Linked DNA regions of Mus musculus: region 1 is linked to region 2. A link is a loop called in an ENCODE intact Hi-C map of the cell type or tissue named here. Cell type or tissue: left cerebral cortex. All regions are shown on one strand. Links, peaks and the distances in the headings refer to the core of each region. The heading gives the core; the rest is flanking DNA. Region 1 has its middle 180 kb from the start of Gm33073. Region 2 overlaps Gm33073 (a long non-coding RNA gene).

Evidence for each region. Hi-C counts contacts between places; a loop is a spot of excess contacts. Peaks named below come from ENCODE experiments on the same cell type or tissue, not always from the same donor. Only the 100,000 strongest peaks of a DNase experiment are listed, where the experiment ranks them.
Region 1: a loop joins it to region 2, with 2.6 times the contacts of the local background. A loop is called at or near these places in 3 of 42 quality-filtered maps.

The regions. Positions count from the first base shown.
Region 1 is chr13:82,940,237-82,950,146 of GRCm38, forward strand. No RefSeq gene overlaps it. Among named protein-coding and RNA genes, the nearest start is that of Gm33073, 180 kb to the right of the region's middle. In left cerebral cortex, for the core only: no CTCF peak of the experiment used is centred there; DNase peaks (open chromatin) are centred at 2,706, 2,917, 3,897 and 4,060; H3K4me3 peaks cover 659 bases; H3K27ac peaks cover 2,500 bases.
Region 2 is chr13:83,064,329-83,074,238 of GRCm38, forward strand. Gm33073 (a long non-coding RNA gene) reads right to left here. Exons shown (of 3, transcript XR_382688.2): 3 at 7,414-7,645. Among named protein-coding and RNA genes, the nearest start is that of Gm33073, 51 kb to the right of the region's middle. In left cerebral cortex, for the core only: a CTCF peak has its summit at 4,438; DNase peaks (open chromatin) are centred at 3,383 and 4,472; H3K27ac peaks cover 177 bases.

The DNA of each region.
Region 1 (9,910 bases), core at 2,473-4,972, 120 kb before region 2:
GTAATATTTTATTTCTCTAGTTTCTTTAAAATAGATCCAGGATCACATCCTTCTTCCCTGAACATTTTTACCCTTTAAAGATGATCTTTACCCTACAGTGTTCATTTGTCAGAAATGTACTAACAAATGCTAAGATGCTATGGAATGGTGATAATTTCCCACGTGTTCTTGAATCATTTTGCTCCTTTTCTTTTCTGAGCAGTGACATTCCTTCACATTTTCATCTCTCGTCTATGCTTCTCTGCTCTGAGAAGTCTCCTAATAAAGCAATGATCATTTCTATCCATCTCTGGTTTATGTTTCACAGGCCATGAAATAAACCTGCAAAGGAAGCGCTGCAGACTGTGTGGACTGTGTTTGCAGGGGATGAAAAAGGTTGATGGTGGTTGTATTACATCTAGGTGAGTCAGTTCTCATAGTGTACATGATTTCATGTACTAGTTTACCTCTGTAGTTTCCACATAGCTTCTAGATAAGTTCATTTGTGTCTTTACACGTGGGCATGTTATTATGGATGTATATACACATGTGAATGTGTATACATGTATCTAGAAATACAATTTCCTACTAATTTTGATGAAAATTCCAGTTACTATTTTTGCATATGCCTGCCCACTGGAATTTAAAGTAGCTAAAGGAAAAAAAAAGAATTTTGATCACACAGTGCAGATTTTCTATATTATCTTTGCATTTCTTTCACTCAAAAACCTAACAGGCAAATAATTCTTAGCAAATTTTCCTTATTGATTACCATCTTCTCCAGGTTTACCTGGAGAGCTACTGGAAGAGTTAATGCCTTCAATTATTCTATTTTCATTCATTCCAGCCCATACTAACTGGATTTAACCAGTACAAACTTTTCGATTAATTTAATTTCCCCCATTTTTAAAGCACAGTTTAAGAAAATGTGTATATTAGTAAAAAATAATATGCTTTAAATGTGTCAAATACAGTTTTGTCTAAGCAAAAAAAATTCACAAATTAGTAATTTTATCACCAATCATCTTTTGTAGTAGGAAAAGTAAGAAAGAAATGTCTTTGGGGATCTTGTTTTTCAGTTGATACTAATTAGATTTTTTAAAAACCAAGTTTGAAGCTCATACTGTTCTGGCTTCAACAGCGCCAAATGATAATCCAAAGTGACATACATTTCCTATAGCAATAAAATTTTGGCAGATAAACTCCCCAATGAGAAACAACGATTTGTATGCTTAGATGAATTTGTGATAGAACGCAAATGAAGAAAGAAAAAAGAACAGAATTTTAAAAAGTAATTGTTCGGTGCCATTAATGCCCTCTCCATGTTTTCGAAAAGTGCCTAAATCCATGAGCATAGCAACATCCAGGACAGGATACATAGTGCATCACTGATGCACCCCGTTCTTGGAAGCTGGAGAGAAAAACTGATTGCTATTTACATTGAAATTCATTCCTAAAAATCTTGCACCCCTTCCCTTCATTATGCAATGTCGTCTTGGACCTGGGCGTCTAGAAATGTGGAAACTGTAACACTTTGACACACCATGTAAATGAGGTATCACTGTAACATGCTATTTAAATGACGTTTGGAACAAACACTCAGCAGGAAGTTTGGAAAACTTATAACGAGATTACCTCATAACTTTTTTTATAAGAGTATTCTTGTATTTCCCCCCAGCCATCTTTTAATTCCAATAAGAAGTATACCGTTTGCCACACTCACTCTCCAGCAGCAAAGCTGAGCACTGTGTTATTGCGGCAATTAGTCAGTAGCTGAGCCGGGTGTTTGAGCTGCTCTTTATTTTGTTAGACAATATTTGACTCAGGGCGCCTTTGTCTTCCTGGTGGAGATGTTGAAATGGGTACTATAAGTCTGAACCAACATACTATTTCATATTATCAGTTCTGAAATGAGGCTAGTTTGGGGTGGGAAGAAAAAGTTCAAGATTGTCTGTGACCTTCCTAGTTTTTCTTTTGTTTGTTTGTTTGTTTGTTTGTTTGTTTTTAACCTTTCATTTCCATGGCTAGTTTGGAGATGTAGAAAATGCAATCACAAGTTTTAAGAATAATTCAATTTAAAGTTTCTTCCTAAAATGAAATCAGTTTATTTTTAAATACCATGATTAAATGCAGTTAGGAATGCAACAGGGAAAACAGAAGAAAATGAAAATACCTTGTCCTGGTTATAGGGACCTTTGCATGCTTGTGTTAGAGACAAATATATATATATATATATATATATATTTCCCGTTTATATATATATATCACAAATGAAAGAAAAATAATTAAGGTAATTAAAAAGTCAGACATAATATGAATCCCTGTCAGAGAAGGAATTTTAGTTTATTAAAATTAAATTATAGCATCATCCTTCTAACATTCAAGAGATACTAGCAAGAGGCACAGTAGCCTTCGTTTTACAATGGCTACAGCTTTTGAAATCTAATCACATCCCTGGTGTTTTACTTTCTATTTTTTTTTTCTGTTATTTCTTTCTTCAAACGTCTTATTGTAGATAAGTAGTCCATGTGAAACTTCTTTCTACAAGGAAGAAGAAAGTAGAAACATCTAATGGGGAAAAAAAAAAGTTTCACCGGGCTAAACACTGACGAGCAAAGATCTACCCAGTGAAGTATCTGGCCAACAAGCCCAGACAGTCTCCCAGCAAAAAAAGCCAAGATCTCTCTGAGAACTATTTCGGTCTCTGTGCATGCTCTCTAAATAGCCTTCTGAAGAATTTCCCAAGGAGATTTCTTCCCAGGGCACTTGGGAAAGGTTCCTTGCATTGGGTGGGCTTTGAGGAAAGAGTGGATGAAAGCCTCCATTAGGTCAGATTGCTAAAGATAGCTGCCACTCTATCCTTCAATTCTGACAAGGGGAAAACAAGAAACAAAAACAGTCCGATGAAGCGCCGGAGAGCTTTCTGAATCTTTCTAAGAGGTTCCAAATTGAAGTCTGGCTAAGCTAACACCGGTACATAGCTACACAGGATAATAGAAAACTAAAGCTTGTGAACTGTCGACTGTTCCCGTTTTTTCACCTCTGAAACGATTTCTCAGTACAATGCCCCATGTCTTTTGAAGCTGTAACCTTATTTACATGGGAAGAAGGACAAAAGGCACATTTTACATCGGTAGCTACTAGCCACTTGTATTGGGGAAAGCAGCTTGTCAGTTTTATCATCAGCTTTAGGAGAAAGGCAATAGAATTTGTTTATACTCCCTGTTTGTACTTGAGCTATTTTCTCGCAGAACTGGCTGATAGAAAGTGGAAAGGCTTTGATTTAAAGTATTGTATTTTTTTTTGTTGTTGTTGTTGTGGTTGTGCTGTCTTCTGTCATCTCTTGGAGACCTGCTCTTTTCTGAAGAGGAAAAGCATGGAAATGGATCTCAAGGAGAGGGAGAGGTGTGGAGGGAGGAGTGGAGAGACAGAAAACTGTTGCTGGGATGTATTTCATGAGAGGAAGACTCTAATATCAATAAAATATATAAAAATATACATCAGTATATTAGATACATAGTTATGTATCTATATATCATTAAAAACAAAAAGTCACAGTGTATACTATAAACAGTTACATGTTATCAACAGTTAACCAGAAAGCTATTTGATTTCTGATATTTATCAATTTCTTAAAAGGCACAAAATTAACTGGGTTTGGTTGTTGCTTATTTTGAAATTTATCCAAGGTTCACATATATCTTTATGAATCATGCCCCATGGTAACATTGACTAAACCTAAATATTGGTGATTAATCTTTTAAATTTTATTTTCCCTTTACCCAAGTTCTGCTAAATAGATAACAATAGATTGTCAGAATCCTGCTTTGTTTGTTTGTGTGCGTGTGCCCTAAGCTCTTGATGGTTTTATATTAAGCAATTGCTATTTTCAAATATAAAAATGCATTGCTCATAGCTGCCTGCTAATTTCTAAATAAACCTAACCATAACTACTGCACATTGAATAAATTTTACTATAGAGGCTTTAACAAAATAACTTTCTATTTTAGACCAACAATGATCACATTTTCATGCTTTTTGTGAAACTAGAAGTCATTTACTTCTGTGGGCACATCCACAGTGAGCCCCGTTCATTCATGCCTCGTTCCTGCAAATGGTCGTTTATATACAAAGCTGCATCTCAGGTTGTCCTCCGCAAGTCTGAGAGGAGTCTCGCTGACCAATTATAGATTACAGGTTTAGTGGAAGTGTTTTCAGATTGTGTAATTATTTATCTGATTTGAAAAGTAAAGCATTTTACTTTTGAGTTACAAGTTCTAAATATATTTTCTTTATACAATCTCTTATATGGATAAATTAGAAAGGTGTTTTATTATAAGTTGTATCCATTTGATTAAACATATTTATTTCATAAAAGCCTGCCATACCCTTAATATAATGGACAGATTCTGAAATCCTTTTGCAACAAACTCAGAAAAAACAAGCTCTGAGAAAGGTGTTGCACGGCTTGGTTTCTAACAGCTCAGTGAAATGTGTCCTTCCAGTGATACTTGAAATTAGATGAATATTAGATTACCTCTACAAATGCATCTTTTGATAAATTTCAATTAATTAAATCATTAACATTTCATCCTCCACAATAAGCTAATAGTGTGAAAGAAAAGAATTAATTAAGATACAAGACCTTTAGAGATCTTAAGTTTTGTGAATTTTACTTGAAGATAATCAGTTGGAAACTGCAGATTTTTAATAGCTGCTAACATTCTATATTTATGACATTTCATTCAAAAAAAGGGCTGTGAATTATATGTGTAAACCTGCACTCATAGACTATTTGGTGTTTTATTACAGAATCAAACATATGAATGGGCAGATAATTTTAATATTAATTGTACACATAGAAATAATAATGGAACTAGTTGAAATTTAAATAAATGTACTCATTTAAATTCAATAGCAAATGTAATTAAAGTGACTAGTATGGAAAATACAACAAATGTGATAAGCAAAGAGTTGAAACACTTATGACATTAAGAACTCATAATTCAGTGACAAGATAGAAACACTATGGGAAAAAAACAGATGGCTGAGTTAAAGAAAAGACATATCAATAGGTAGGGGGTTTTGTGAACATACTAAAAACACTAGTCATAAGGCTGTAAGACAAATGTATCTGGATGGACAGGGAAGAAATAGAAGATACTAAGTTTATCTCCAGCATTTTCTAGCAAATATAAGTCTATCAATAATTTAAGCTAATATAAAATTACTAATGGTTGTCAAATTTTTCTAGTGAATTCAGGTCATTGCAACCTTGCTATTTTCAGAACTTTTAAGTAATATTTACTTTTAAAATTATTTGTAATTTGAAAATAATAACTAATTTTACAAATGAAGTATTAAAAACCATAAATATAACAGCACAGAATTTATCAACATTGCAAGTAATCAAATAATGCAATTTAAAACAAGACTAAGTTAGACATTCACAGTCAGAGCATTTTGCAGGCGGAGATCTCAGTGCTGCTATGGAAGGGTGACAATGCTGCATTTGAACAATACTGGGTGGGGCATGTAAACCAACATAACCTTCTTGACAATCCATTTGGCAATAGCTATAAGAGTACAACTGTTAAGTTCACTTTGATCTAGTAATTCTATCCCTGGGAATACACCCTAAAGACAAAAGAAAGTGAAATATATAAGCACAAATAAATACAGTAGCTACTTATTTATGTATTTGTGCATGTAGTATTTACAGAGTTTTTAGGTTTTATATGTATAACACTATATTAACCACTGAGTATGTAACAAGTAAATATGCATGTATGTGTGTGTTTATGAGAGATTGAGAGAGACAGGCAGAGAGGCAAATAGAGAAGGAGAGGCATACAGAAAGGCAGACAGAGACAGAGATATAGGAGATGATAAGCATATCTATAAAATATACTAATTATAATGATTACTATGTAAATTTAATTACATGGTAGGTTTTGATTCGTGTACATTGTTATATAATAAACTATCCTATTTATTTAGCAAACAAAGGTGTTATATTTAGAAGACGTTTCCTGACTTATATGTATTATCTCATTTAAACACAAGAAATGTTATCTTATTTTTCCATTGTAACAAAATATGCACTTTATAAGAGTATAGCTATTACAAAGTAGTTGATAACAGAACAAAGATTGTCAAAATCTAAATAAAAGATGAGAAAGAATGAAAATACTCATGGCATTTTTATGATTTTTATGGTGTTTTTTTTTTATTCTATGTTTTTAGGTAACTGTCTTCAGTTAACGTGATCCTGAACTATTCTCCTGTCATCTTGCTTTATCAGGACAATATTTTTCTTTAAAATCTCTTCCCCTCTGAGATTCTAAGTACTACCTGGTTATAAATACTCTGGAAAGTGGCAGCAAGCTATTTGTTGCTGCACTCTTGGCCATTAGCAGGAATATGGAGTGGGAAGAACAGCGGGGCTGCAGGTGACTCCCAATTCCTCCTTAAATACAGATAGATTCAATCCTGTTGATAACTGCAGTGCTCGACACAGAATCCACTGATACCATCAAACCTCCTGCTACAACTTCACATGACAACAGGCTGAGAAGCAATGACCCCCCCATGCAGTTCCACACATGCTGACATTCTCGACTCGTTATTTACTTAACCTCCAGATTGACTAGTCACTGTCACTAGAAACTCCACACCTTTTCTTGAATCCCTAGTTCTTTTCATGATTTTATAATAAATTTAAATTTATTAGGAAATTATTTCCAAACTTCGTCATATACTTAATTAAATCTTGATTAGTAAAATGACGAGGGATGGACTGGGGCTGCACTGCCACAGATACCATAAATATTTGGTCTTCACTTTGACACTGCAGACACAAGAAGAGGAAGGAGAATGAGGAGGAACAGGAAGAGAAGGAGAAGGAAGAGTGGGTGAAGGATGAGGAGGGGCTGAGAAGTAAAAGAGGAACAAAAGGAAGAGGAAGAGAAGGGGCGGGAGAAGGAGAGTAGGAAAAGAAGACAGAGAAGACTAGGTAATTGGAGGAGGCAGAGTAGAGGGCGGTGAGGAATGAACAAAGAAAATCACTCGTAAGACAAAAAGCAAACCACAAATATTACAGGGAACCCTCAAAACATGGCAGCCCAGGTTATATATTTCCAGAATTATCAATCTTCCATTTGCCTGTGTGATAAATAAACAAGGTAGATAAATAACTCTCTGTCTAAACTGAGTGCTGGAAACACCAAATGACTTCTCCTAGCTTCCCATGTCAAAATATAATGAGAGCTAAAGTGATGAAAGTAGTTCTGGGATTTTTAGCACATTTTAGGTCAAGGGCAGTGACACCGTAATTACATCTTCAAAGTCAGAACTTACCTAAGAGTAATTTGGAATTCAGAAAACTACTATAAAAATAACCTTTTTTCAGGAAATTTGGCACAAAAATTCAATCATATAATTCTTTATTTTATGTAATATATTCTGATTGTGGTTTGCCCTTTCCCTGTTCTTGCTACTCCCTATCCATCTCTCTCCCATCCGAATCCACACCCCTTCTGTCTCTCATTAGAAAACAAACACACATCTAAGAAATAATAATAAAATAAAGTGAGATAAAACCAAAAAATGAGAATACAACAAAACAAACAGAAGAAAAAGAGCTAATTATAAAGTTCAAATAACACATAAAAATTCAGAAACAAATATACTTGCACACAAGGAATTCCATTAAAACTCAAGAACCTGTGAGATTAAAAGAAAAATTGAAAAATTTCCTCACATTATGACTCAAAGAACATCCTTAGATGCCATTTGTTCTCTTTTGGTAAGCCACCTCCTTATGAGCATAGGACCTACCCAAAAATGTGGTTTGTTTCACCAGTGACACTTTCTTTAGGGAAAAAAAAACTATCTGTTTGAGATAGGTTTTGGGTTAGGGTTGGGGACATGGGTCAGTGTCTCCTGTTATCTCTAGGACCCCATTTGATGCAGACCCTCATTACTGATCCCATGCATGCTACCATACAGTCTCTGGGAGTTCATATGTCTGCCATCCTTATGTTTAGAAGGCCTTTAATCCTTGGTGTCCTTTATTTTCTTTGGCTCTTACACTCTTTCTGCCTCCTCCAAAGTACAGACAGATTCAAGAACGCAACTATAACATTTTGTTGAGATCACAGATAGTTTATATGGTATGTTTCACAGATCCATTCCGTTAGACAAGAGAGATGAGGAGGCAGGGAGAAAAAAAATATTAGCTTGTTTCTGACATCTCTGCTACAATTTATCTATGGATGTTAAGGTTGTTGGACTACAGTCATTGCCTTGAATTGGTTTACAGTAGAGTGATCTGTTTTAAGAATATGTCTCATGATGTAACCATTAGCGGTATCTTAAGAAATCCAAAATGTTGCTAAGACACTATTAAAGAAAACACTGATAAATTATCTTAAATAAAAGAGGACCTGTCTAAAAGGAAAATACCATGCATGCCTCAGATTTCTTTGAGTAAAAATCAGACCAAGGATGTTAACTAGGACAGGGATGCCTTGTGAACTCACTGTTGATACAGATGCCAATGCTTTCATACTATACTCCACATACTACCGTAGTCAGTGCTCTATACTCTAAGGAACCTATAGCCCCACGTTGCTACTGAAGCCTTCAAAAAGCTTGGGTTTTCAAGCCCTTGAGATTACTTGTATATATAAGTGATCAATATACATGGTTACCAAAACTTTATTTAAGCCAAGTTCAGAGTATGACAAGGGTTACTAAGAGAAGTCCATTGTTAGTGTGTATAGGAGAGTATTGACCATGGATATTGTGGATACAACTGGACTTATGGCAACTTGTACAGTAATAAAATGGGCTCTGACCTTCTCATGATCATGATCTTTATGATCTTCATATGGGAAATACTGAACCACCTGTCAGCATGTCTTGAAAGTTGTAAAAACTCGATAATTGTTTGTTGAATACATTATTTGATGGGTTTCCAATTTCTGTGTGCGGCATTGTTAGGGAAGAATCCCTTGATTTTCTTTTGTTCTAGGGTAACAATTTTAGTGTCTTATTTACTATCAAAATCTGTGGCATGCAAAGATGTTTACACATAAAACCACCCTGACAGTTTTACATAGAGTAACTGTAAATGCATAAAATATTATTAGATTTTTTAAAGAGGAGAGAATCTTATAATAGTTCACATGTAGCAATGATTTTTGAATAGTTTACCGCAGTAACAAGGGCAAACAACTTCATCTCAAAAGTTCACACAGTTTATTTAAGATAGTTGGTAGCTCTGACATTTTCTCATAATTTTATAAACAGTATTGTTTACAACCAGCAGCATATGACCTGACTGAGGTAAAAGAGAACAAAGTAGAAAGAGAAAGGGGAGCTAATGCAGAATAAAGCTGAAAAATACAGACTAGAGAAAGGTCCTTTATGTCGCTGAGATAAATTGTCACACCCGTTTATGTTCTACATCATGGGCTTTTAACACGTTCACAACTTGCATGTGTCATATGGGCATGAGCTGTTCCTCATCCACCCACGCAGACTTCCTTCCTAATAGCAAGTTGTTTCAAAATATCTTGTCAGCAAGCCTGGGCTGCTGCTGGAATACACTTGATTCTGAAACCCTTTGTACTTTGTGAAGGAAAGAAATACTCCGTTTCACTCCCAGCATCAGAACATAAATAAGCATCATGTGTCATTTCAGCAATTATGCGTATTTGACTTAAAGCTATGTAAAACACAAAAGCTATTTTTCCTGATATTTAAAATTTAAATGCTGTATACATATAAAATATTTTATAAAATACAATAACTATGCTTTTGGTTTTCTGGATTTTATTAAAGAACCTTTTCCTTTAATTTTTTTTGTTCTAGTTAAGCAAATCTTTTAAAATTGTTATACATTTAACATATCTTAGAGAGAAAT
Region 2 (9,910 bases), core at 3,133-5,632:
AAGTATAAAAATCAATGCCCACTGGACATGCAGTGAAAGTTTAGAATTTATTTTCATATTTTATCATCAATTAAACTGATAAATGTACAAATTGTGCAGTTCACTTACTGTTTGGTAACCTTGAAGAAGGGAAACCCAAAAGGGTCTTTAGAAAAATAAGAGAAATTTGTTGACAAGATAAAGTCTTCAATGTGACTAAGTTTACTATCCTAAATAAATTTAGCTTTATCAGGAGCTCAGGAAAGCAGGAAAACAGCAGTAGCAACAACAACAAAGCATGAATCCTTTCTCCATGCACAAGGGTAATGTAAAATCATCTTGTTAGAAATAAAGCCTGCAGGGTTCTGTTTCCAGGGCTCCACGCTGGAAGACAGGAGGGTTGCCAGCAATTGTGCTTGTGAAAATTTCTGTAGCTAGCCAAGAACACTAAGATGGTTTTCCAATGGTATGAGCAGGGTTTCCTACTCTGTGGCAAGCATGGCTTTGAAACCAAGAAAGTTTAGTTTGCCCTTCAAGAAGAGTGATTTATGGGAGGAGGGGCATATTCTACTCTAAAAGGGTAGCAGAACCTTGCCCGAGGCAGTGTTGTGACATTGCCAGGGACGATGATTGTGAAATATTGAGTGCATGTTTTTGTGGTGATGTCTGAAAGTACTGGCTACTGCGGTGGTGTCTTCCGATCCTGCATGTCTATTTCTGGATCCACTTGCTTATAATTACTAATGAAGACACGACTCTGAAAGGAGAGGTGACTTCTCCTTCAGTTCTTTTATATCCATTGACAGATGGTTTCTGGTGAAAGTTTCTAAATAATTCTTTCCTACTTTCTGTAAGAGAATATAGTTCTGTTCACTAATTGAATGAATAAGATATTCTAAAGGTGATTCGATTTTCAGTATTATAGGCTACCTGTGTGTTGATCTAACCTTGGGCATCTATCAAGAACTGTCTCTAACTACTAAAGTGCATGTTGCAAATAATCAGCCGACTAAATCACAGTAACTAAGGGAAATCAGGACAAGTCTAATAGTAGCCAAGCTCTAAATAGGACTTTACATAAAAATAGAAAATGTGACTCAGAATACAGTACTAGTTCTTCTTAGAGATGTGTTCCCAACCATCAGAGTCAGCGTGGGCTCTGCCACTTGGAAGTATGGCCTAACAGGCTAAATGGGAAGAGGAAAGGGGGAATTTTCCCCAGACTCTCTTTTAAAATATTATTTCACATTATTCCATCATGCTTATAGGATACAATTTCTGCCTACTCATTTTCTCATTTCCTTAGTAGTAAGTTTCAGTAAGCCTTACATTAGAAGAGTTGCTTTTCTGTTCTAATGACATTGTAAGTTCACAAAATATATCTTAGGTAAACAAATGTTTGGCTTTTGTTATTTATTTATTAGCTGAATGATCACCATATCAAATAAACACAGCGATGATTTCTGCTGTGACACACCATGCATCAAAGACAGAAAAGACCATAGAAAGGACAGGACAGAAACACTGTCATATTTATATCTACCAACTTGCAAGGCCATTTGAGAAGCTCCATTTGGACTCCAGTCTCTCAGTAGCTCACAGGATTGACATTTCTTAGTTGGCTGAAACTACAAATTACGGGTAAGTATAAAAATTGTAGATATTTATTTTCATAATTCTAAGTATAGTGCTTTCACATACTCTTTTTTTTTTCATCCTGTGTTTATTTGACACATTAGTCAAATTCAGTAGATTTTTAGAAATCTAATAGTAAGGAGAGGTAGAATGGGGGGTGGGCAGGAAAGCATTATAACAATCCCTGTGGGGCATTAACAGGGGGATTGTACCCACATCTGCTTTGGGGTGGGAGGGAATTGTCTGCAAGTAAAGAGGACTGAAACCCCTCCTCTCCCTTCTCAGCCTTGAACAGCAGGTGTTCGAAGTCCAGTTGCACAGTAAGTTCCTGTAAACAAAACTACTTATTTATAGACGGCTTCTCAGTACTGTTTCCATGAGCTCAGTCAAAATGCGACCAGGGTCACACATCAACTGAAAAGAAAAATAAAATCCTTATATTTGAATTGTCACAATTAACAAGGGCATGAAGATAATCTTTGGGAGGAACTCAGGATTATGAGTGGACACAGGTTTAAAGAAACACAAAAACAAACCCATGAGCTCCTGCTTTTAGAGCAAAACGAAATAGGGCTGACATCATGGAAATCTGCCAGCCGACCTAAGCAAAATGTAACGTGCCTACTTCTCCTTTCTAGTCTTTCTTTTTTCTATATAACGTTCATGGGAGCCAACATTGGGGGAGGGGAGAGCGTTAACCTCAGTACACACACACACACTATGAGGTGAAAAGTTAAATCATTCAAATATTCAAGGTTTCCCATAAATTGTTTCCTTTTGAAAATTTTGAATGGCAGAGTAAAATACCAATATCAATGCCTTCTTTTACTATGCATTATATATAAGTCAGTATTTTATAACTAGTCTCACAATTCTCTCTTTGTGAAAATTTCACATGTATTTTAGAAGATAAAGTCTTCAACAGTTTTAATATATATTTACGTTATACAAAATAACACCTTGGTTTTTGTTGTTTATTTCTTCTTGTTTTGTTTGTTCATTTTTGGTTTTATTCTTGGGCTTTTGGTTTTGATTTTTGTTTTTCGTCCTTTTTGTTTGTTTACTTAAGAGTGAAAGAAGGCATGGGTTTGAATTGGTCAGGAAGTGGGAAAGATTTGAGAGATGAGGGAGAAGAAACTGATCAAAATATATTGTATTAAAAATCCTTTATTTTCAATAAAAAATTAAAAAACAGAAGGCATGTAGGTATTTGAATAGATGAACATAGCAAATTTTAAAAACAATTTTATTAATTTTTAGAGAATTTCATACAATTGGATTTTAATCATTTCTTAACTCTCCCTTAACATCTCCCCCACCTACCTACTCATCCAACTTTATGTTCTCCCTCCCTCTCTCCCTCCCTCCCTCCCTTCCTTCCATCATCCCTCCCACTCCATCAGTATAACTATTTCACACTGACTTTCAAAATCTTAACTACATTCAAGAGTTAAACATGATTAGTTGATAACCTTCACCTTAAGAAACTATGCTTTATGAACAAGTTAAAATTAAAGCTTTGCTAAAGCAGAGATATAATTCTCACTCGTAGCAAACAATAGGCAGCTCTTTACATATATATTAAATGAATCTATAATATATGAAATCAATCACAATGCAACACATGAAATAAGTACAAACTGAGGAAGGACGAGTAAACCCTTAGCCAAGTGATCCATGGAGATCTCATGTAGCTGCTTGAGCTTAATAGCTTTCTATTAGGCAACAGCTCAAAATGAGGCATTCTTGAGCAGAAAGTGCTAAAAGGAAGTGACAGGCAGAGGGGACAGGAAGAATACCACACAGTGCTAAAGGAAAATGCAGGATGTGAACAAGTGCCATGGAAGAGACAGATTCGGCTTGAGTGAGCAGAGAAATTTTCAGAGAAAGCAGATTGTAGTTAGATTTAAAAGGCATGTCAGATAGTCTGTGGAAAGTCATCTCAGGTCTCCTGGAGTGTATCTCTATTTATTTAATTTAAAAACTTTGAATGCACATTAAATGAAAGATGGTCACAGATGTCTCTATAGATACTACACATATGCATTCAACTGCTTTATATTTACTATCTTAAAATCTTGTTTACATATTTGCTTACTATATTTTAACACTAACCCATGTTAAATTATAATCTCCATGAGAAGAGAAAACTTATTCTTGTTCCTCATATAGCTAGTGTCTAGTAAGTATTGTCACATACTAGGAGTATCTTAAGTGGTTGATGAAGGGAAAAGATGAATAGCTGGAAAGTTGGTTAACTTGTATTAAGGTGTAAATACACTGGCTAGAAGTAGCAGGACAGATCCACACACATGTTAGCCTAATACCCACTTGGGCAGTAAAAGCTGGGGGTGGGAGAGAGTTGCCCCACATTTGAGACTGGATTTGAAAATTCTAGACAAGAGCAAGGGTTAGAAGTTTGAGTAGAGGAGCAATGAGCTGTTGCCAACCAAATACTCCAAAGTATTTGTCTAATATAAACACTTTTCATTAAAAAGTGGTTTTTTTTTCCTTTAAAAAATGGAGGTGGGAGGTTGGATAATTAAAATAGTACTTTATAAACACAGTAATTGGAAGCTGCTTACTAGTGTAGAAATGTGATAGAGCCATCTGACAGTATAAGACCCTTAGTTTTAAATAGTTTTATCACACTACTTTGTTTTTGTTTTTAAACACCTACTCTTTAATCTGTGTTGCTTCTGCTAACTCCAGAAGAAAAGGAAAGCCATAGGTAAAGAATCTCTGTCTTCATGTGGTAGGAGCTGTCTCTGCTTCTATGTTCTGAGTCACCTTGATTCTTGCTCTGCCTGCAATCACCAGCTGGAGGCTCTGGAGAAAGATAACTAGCAGACAGCAAAGGCAGTGCAGCTGATGTGCTGTATCTATCTGGTTTTCACTCCCTTTCCAACAGCAGCTATGTCCCACTGGAAGTCCTACCGCTAACTCATTCTATACAATTCCACTTCTGCCTAGCTCTAGATAACTTCCCTTCAGCTCCAGGGACCACCTGCTTCTAGGGGTGCTAGCTCTGCACTCCAATTGTTTCCTTATTTCTTCACTTAATTCTTTCACACTTCTCTCAATAATCCCTTGTTTGAATTACATTTTCTACCTTAACTATCTTGACTTTAAAACATCTGAGCTTAATAACAGAGCAAGAACTTAAAATACAGAAAGTGAAAGTGTAGGCCATATATTTTAATAGTGAATCTGCCTTCTTTTGTCATGTTTCCAAAATACCACACCAAATTATTTTAACAAAAACAACAAACAAACAAACAAACAAACAAACACAAAACAGTAGCCCCCCTGTTGTTACAGAATACAGACAAAGCAGAACCACAGAATTAAACAAGGATGTACTAATGTGGGCAAATAAAGGGTTCCCTTGCTTGTAAATGTTAAGAGCTCCCCATTCTGTGTTTGTGGCAAATCACTAGGTTACAAAGTCATATACATCTTACAGAGCCCCAGAAAAATCCCCAAAATAACACTGAAAAAGTTTAAATGGCAGTATTTATCCATGTCCCTATATGGTCATTTCCTATAGGAAACTGGCACCTGTTTTTCTCAGAGGCCTAAGAGCTGAGTTAGTTACCATGACCAGAACATTTTCTCCAGCTGTGTCCTGGTTTCCACCTGTACTTCAGTGGATGTAGTTGGAAAGCACCTTGAGAAGCATAGCAAGTATTTACTCTAAAACATGTTGTCTAGAGAAAGCCCAAAGTGAGAAGATGACATGAACATGAAAAACGTTTAGCAAGATTAAATAAATACAGAATGTTCCTGTATGCTTTGAACATATTCTTGAAAAAAATCATAAAAAGAAAGTTTCCATAGATTATTTTTTATTTAATTTTATTTGTAATTCATTTTTTACACTCCATATTCCATTCCCTGCCCCTCCCCTCCCACCCTCTAACTGCTGCACATCTCATACCTCCTCCCCACCACACCTCCTCTCCACATGGATGCCCCCACCCTCCACCCCGACTGACCTCTAAACTCCCTGGAGTCTCCAGTCTCTTGAGGGTTAGGCGCATCATCTCCGAATGAGCATAGACCTGGAAGTCCTCTACTGTATATGTGTTGGGGGCCTCATATCAGCTGGTGTATGCTGTCTGTTTGGTGGTCCAGTGTTTGAAAGATCTTGAGGGTCCAGATTAAGATTGCTGGTTCTCCTATAGGATCGCCCTTCTCCTCAGCTTCTTTCAGCCTTCCCTAATTCAATAACAAGGGTCAGCTGCTTCTGTCCATTGGTTGGGTGCAAACATCTGCATCTGATTCTTTCAGCTGCTTATTGGGTCTTTTGGAGGGCAGTCATGATAGATCCCTTTTTTGTGAACACTGTGCAGCCTCAGTAACATTGTCAGGCCTTGGGACCTCCACTTGACTTGGATCCCAATTTGGGCCTGTTGCTGGGACTTCTTTTCCTCAGGCTCCTCTCCATTTCCATCCCTGTAATTCTTCCAGACAAGAACAATTATGGGTCAGAGGTGTGACTGTGGGATGGCAACCCCATCTCTCACTTGATGGCCTGTCTTCCTGCTGGAGGTGAGCTCTATAAGTTCCCTCTCCCTTCTGTTCATCAAATGTCCCTCCCTGTGAGTCCTGGGAGTCTCACCTCCCAGGTCTCTAGCACACTCTGGGGGAACCTCTGAGCCTCCTATTTCTTGAGGTTGCCTGTTTACATTCTTTCTGCTGGCCCACAGGGCTTCAGTCATTTTCCCTCCCCCAATACCTGATCAGGTTCCCTTCTACACCCCACTGCTACCCCACCCCATCCACTTTCCCTCCCAAATCCCTCCCTCCCCACTTGTGATTGCTTCCTTCTCTCTGCCAAGTGAGACTGAGGCATCCTCACTTGGGCACTTCAGCTTGTTGAGCCTTTTGAATTCTGTGGATTATATCTTGTGTATTCTATATGCTTTGTTTTTGTTTATTTTTTGTTGTTTTTTGTTTTTTGGTTAATATCCACTTATTAGTGAGTACATACCATGCACATCCTTTTGGGTCTGAGTTACCTCACTCAGGTTGACATTTTCTAGTTCCATCCATTTGACTGCAAAACTTAGGAAGTGTTAATAGCTAATTCCATTGTGTAAATGAACCACATTTTCTGTATCCATTCTTCTGTCATGGGATGTATAGGTTGTTTCCAGATTTTGGATATCACAAATAAGGCCACTATGAACATAGTGGAACACGTGCTCCTGTGGCATGGTGGGCCATCTTTTGGGCATATTCCCAAGACTGGTATAGCTGGTTCTTCAGGTAGCTCAATTTCCAATGTTCTGAGGAACCTCCAGATTGATTTCCACAGTGGTTGTTCCATAGATTCTTTTTTAAAACAGACATCGATCACTTATTTTTACATGGTTGTTAAAGAAATGGTATACTTCTTTATAAAGAAATAAAGGGAAATATCTTGTGATGAGTTTTTAAAGGAATCTTGTTTTGCGATCAATGTGCAATAATCCTCTCTATTACTTTAGGTATCTAAAAGGAATCCCCACAAAAGCAATATCTCTTGAAAGCAAAGGCTATTCTTAAAGGTACAAGGAGTGAAATAATTATAGCACTACCACCTCAGATAAGAAAACAGCTGCAGGTTTACCAATAGTAAATATTCGGAATATACACTCAAGGAACAAGGACAGACACTAGATTATTTGCTTTGCATTTATAGAATTGCCACCAAAAGACCACAATGAGCTCAGTAGACAGCTTGAGGCAAGTTTGTCTTTGTCACGAATCAACATATTGGGATAACAGAGTGAGAATGAACCCATTGCTTCCACAGCAATATATTTAAAAGAAGGCTGTCGTTAATATATGAGCAATGGTAACTTTGGGTCTCAGTTTATCCACACCAAAGAGAAACTATGATGCCATAGGTAGGCTTACCTTTTCTGCCTTTATATGGCAGTACAGTCTAGACCACATGACATCATGGCAGGCATCATCAAATTTAAGTCACATTGGACAACTGGGACATTCAAAGCTCTTAACAGTAAGAAAAGAAGATGTCCTAAATGAAAAAGAAATTATTTGATAAGTGGACATACTATAAATAGAAATAAACTTTGTGAGATAGTGAAACCATGCCATTTTGCAATTTGATCGAGCTTTCTTCCTTTCAGCCTCAAAATGATCAAGGTCATCACATCACTTTATGATACTTCCTAGTCCTGGCATACCCCTTATCCATTGAAAATTTGACTTCATTGTTTTAACTCGCTGGAAAATACTAAGACAGCTTCCACTGTACCCTGGCAACATTCGACACTTTTCACTGTGTCAGTTCCTCTTTGGGATTGTCTGTATGGTGAGCTCTTTGTTTTATCTTTGCAGCCACACTTTCCTTTGGAAAGCTTCCCTCTCTTCTTCCCCTACACGACAAATGCATAAATCTGTCATCAGTAAAATATTTCAATTATCATTTAAATGGTTCTAAGTTGTTTACACAAGGAAAAATTAAATGTGTCCATAATCTTTTTTGCTTTGTCTTCTATTGTACAAGAAATTCCTTGTAAAATTACACACTCCCATTAACATGGGAACTTAATCAGTTATGATAATAAGGACAGTATTTATTCTCTAAATTTTGCAATACTTTATCTGAGTTGAACAATCATGTAAGATAAAAAAGAATATGATTGTCAGAAGAAATTTAACTTTGTACAACAAATTACCAAATATACTTTTTTTTTCTCAAATACACATATAACATATAACATTTGATTATATGCTTTTAGAGAAGACTTAGCTATTGGTTCATGTAGCTTACTCTTTCTACACATAGAATACAAAATAGTGCCTGAATTATATCCTTTAATAAGTATAGAGATTATCATCCACAAACTTACTTATATGCTCAAAAGAACTACAAGGACTTCCTTGTTTCCTCTTATTTTTAGACTTGCAATTGATTTGGGTCTTCTCCACTTTCTTGACATCCGAGGTCTAATTGCCAAGTGACCCACTGAGTATATAGTAGTAGTTGAGCTGCTTGCTATGTTATTGTTAGGTGGGACCAATTGATCATAAAGACATGAGTCCTTGAGAGGCTCTGAGATTTGCTGAGCTCAGACAGAGATGGAGAGACCAGACTTGAGAGCAGACTTTCCAACACGAAAGTCATAGAGCCACCATAACGAGTTAAACTACAAATGCCTAACAAAAAATGTGTTGTGCTACATCAACTATTGTTTGTACTTTATCTTATAAAAGGAAGTAATGGCACCTACCATCCCTTAAAATACTTAAGAAACCAGTGATAAAGAAAAATAAGTATCTACTTTTCTAGTAAATTGTGGCTATTTTAATTTTAGACATAAAACAAAATACTATGGTTCAAAAAAACAAAGGCAGTTTTTGGTTTTTTGTTTTGTTTTTTAAAAGTCTGCAAGCATCTACCTTACACAGCAGAATAATCATATCAGAGCATTTAAGACACAGAACAGTATTTTCATGTCATTTATTCTAATACTTTGATCTCATAGTATTAGAAAAATGAGGCACAGACAATTTGAATGAGTTTCCCAATTATATAAGAATGTGGTGACAATGCGATATCAGAATATGGTTATGCATCCTTTTCTCTGTTCATTTATCTCTTGTTTTCTTTTGTGGTATTTTCCCATGGAAGAAGTGTAAGAGGATTTGTCATCTCTCATAACTAAACCTTGGTGGTCTGACTCACCCTAATGGCTGTTTTATTTATCTGATTGCTGCTTTCTTTACCCAGTTATTCGAACATAAAGCTTGTTGAAAGAAAAGGAAGGACTCAGTAACGACCTTCTAAATTATGTGGCTTGAAATGAGGTAGGAGTTCACTAATAACAATTTAAATAAAATTCTCTTGATAGATTTTCAAATCAACACTGAAACAAATAATTAATTGGACCTATACAGGACATTCATGCTTACTTGTAAACATTTGCTATTCAAGAGGCAATAATTTAACTTGGAGTAATAAATATATTTTAGAAAAATCTGATTTCTTGTGACTTTAGCAGCCTTAATTTCCCATGGTTTTGTGTATTTCGAATATCCCAGAGTTTAATGAGATCATTCACAGGCTTATTTACTTGCACTTCTGCCTTTCCTTGAGGCGTTTCTAAATGCCCAAATCTATTAATAAGGATGAATAAATAGACACAAATGAGCTTATTTTCAGTCATTTACAATTTAGTCTACTATGGGCTAATCCTGGGTCCCCTATTCACCAACCCCAAACACAAGCCTTCAATTGTACAGGGGAAAGAGGAGGCATCTGGAGTTGACTTCAGTC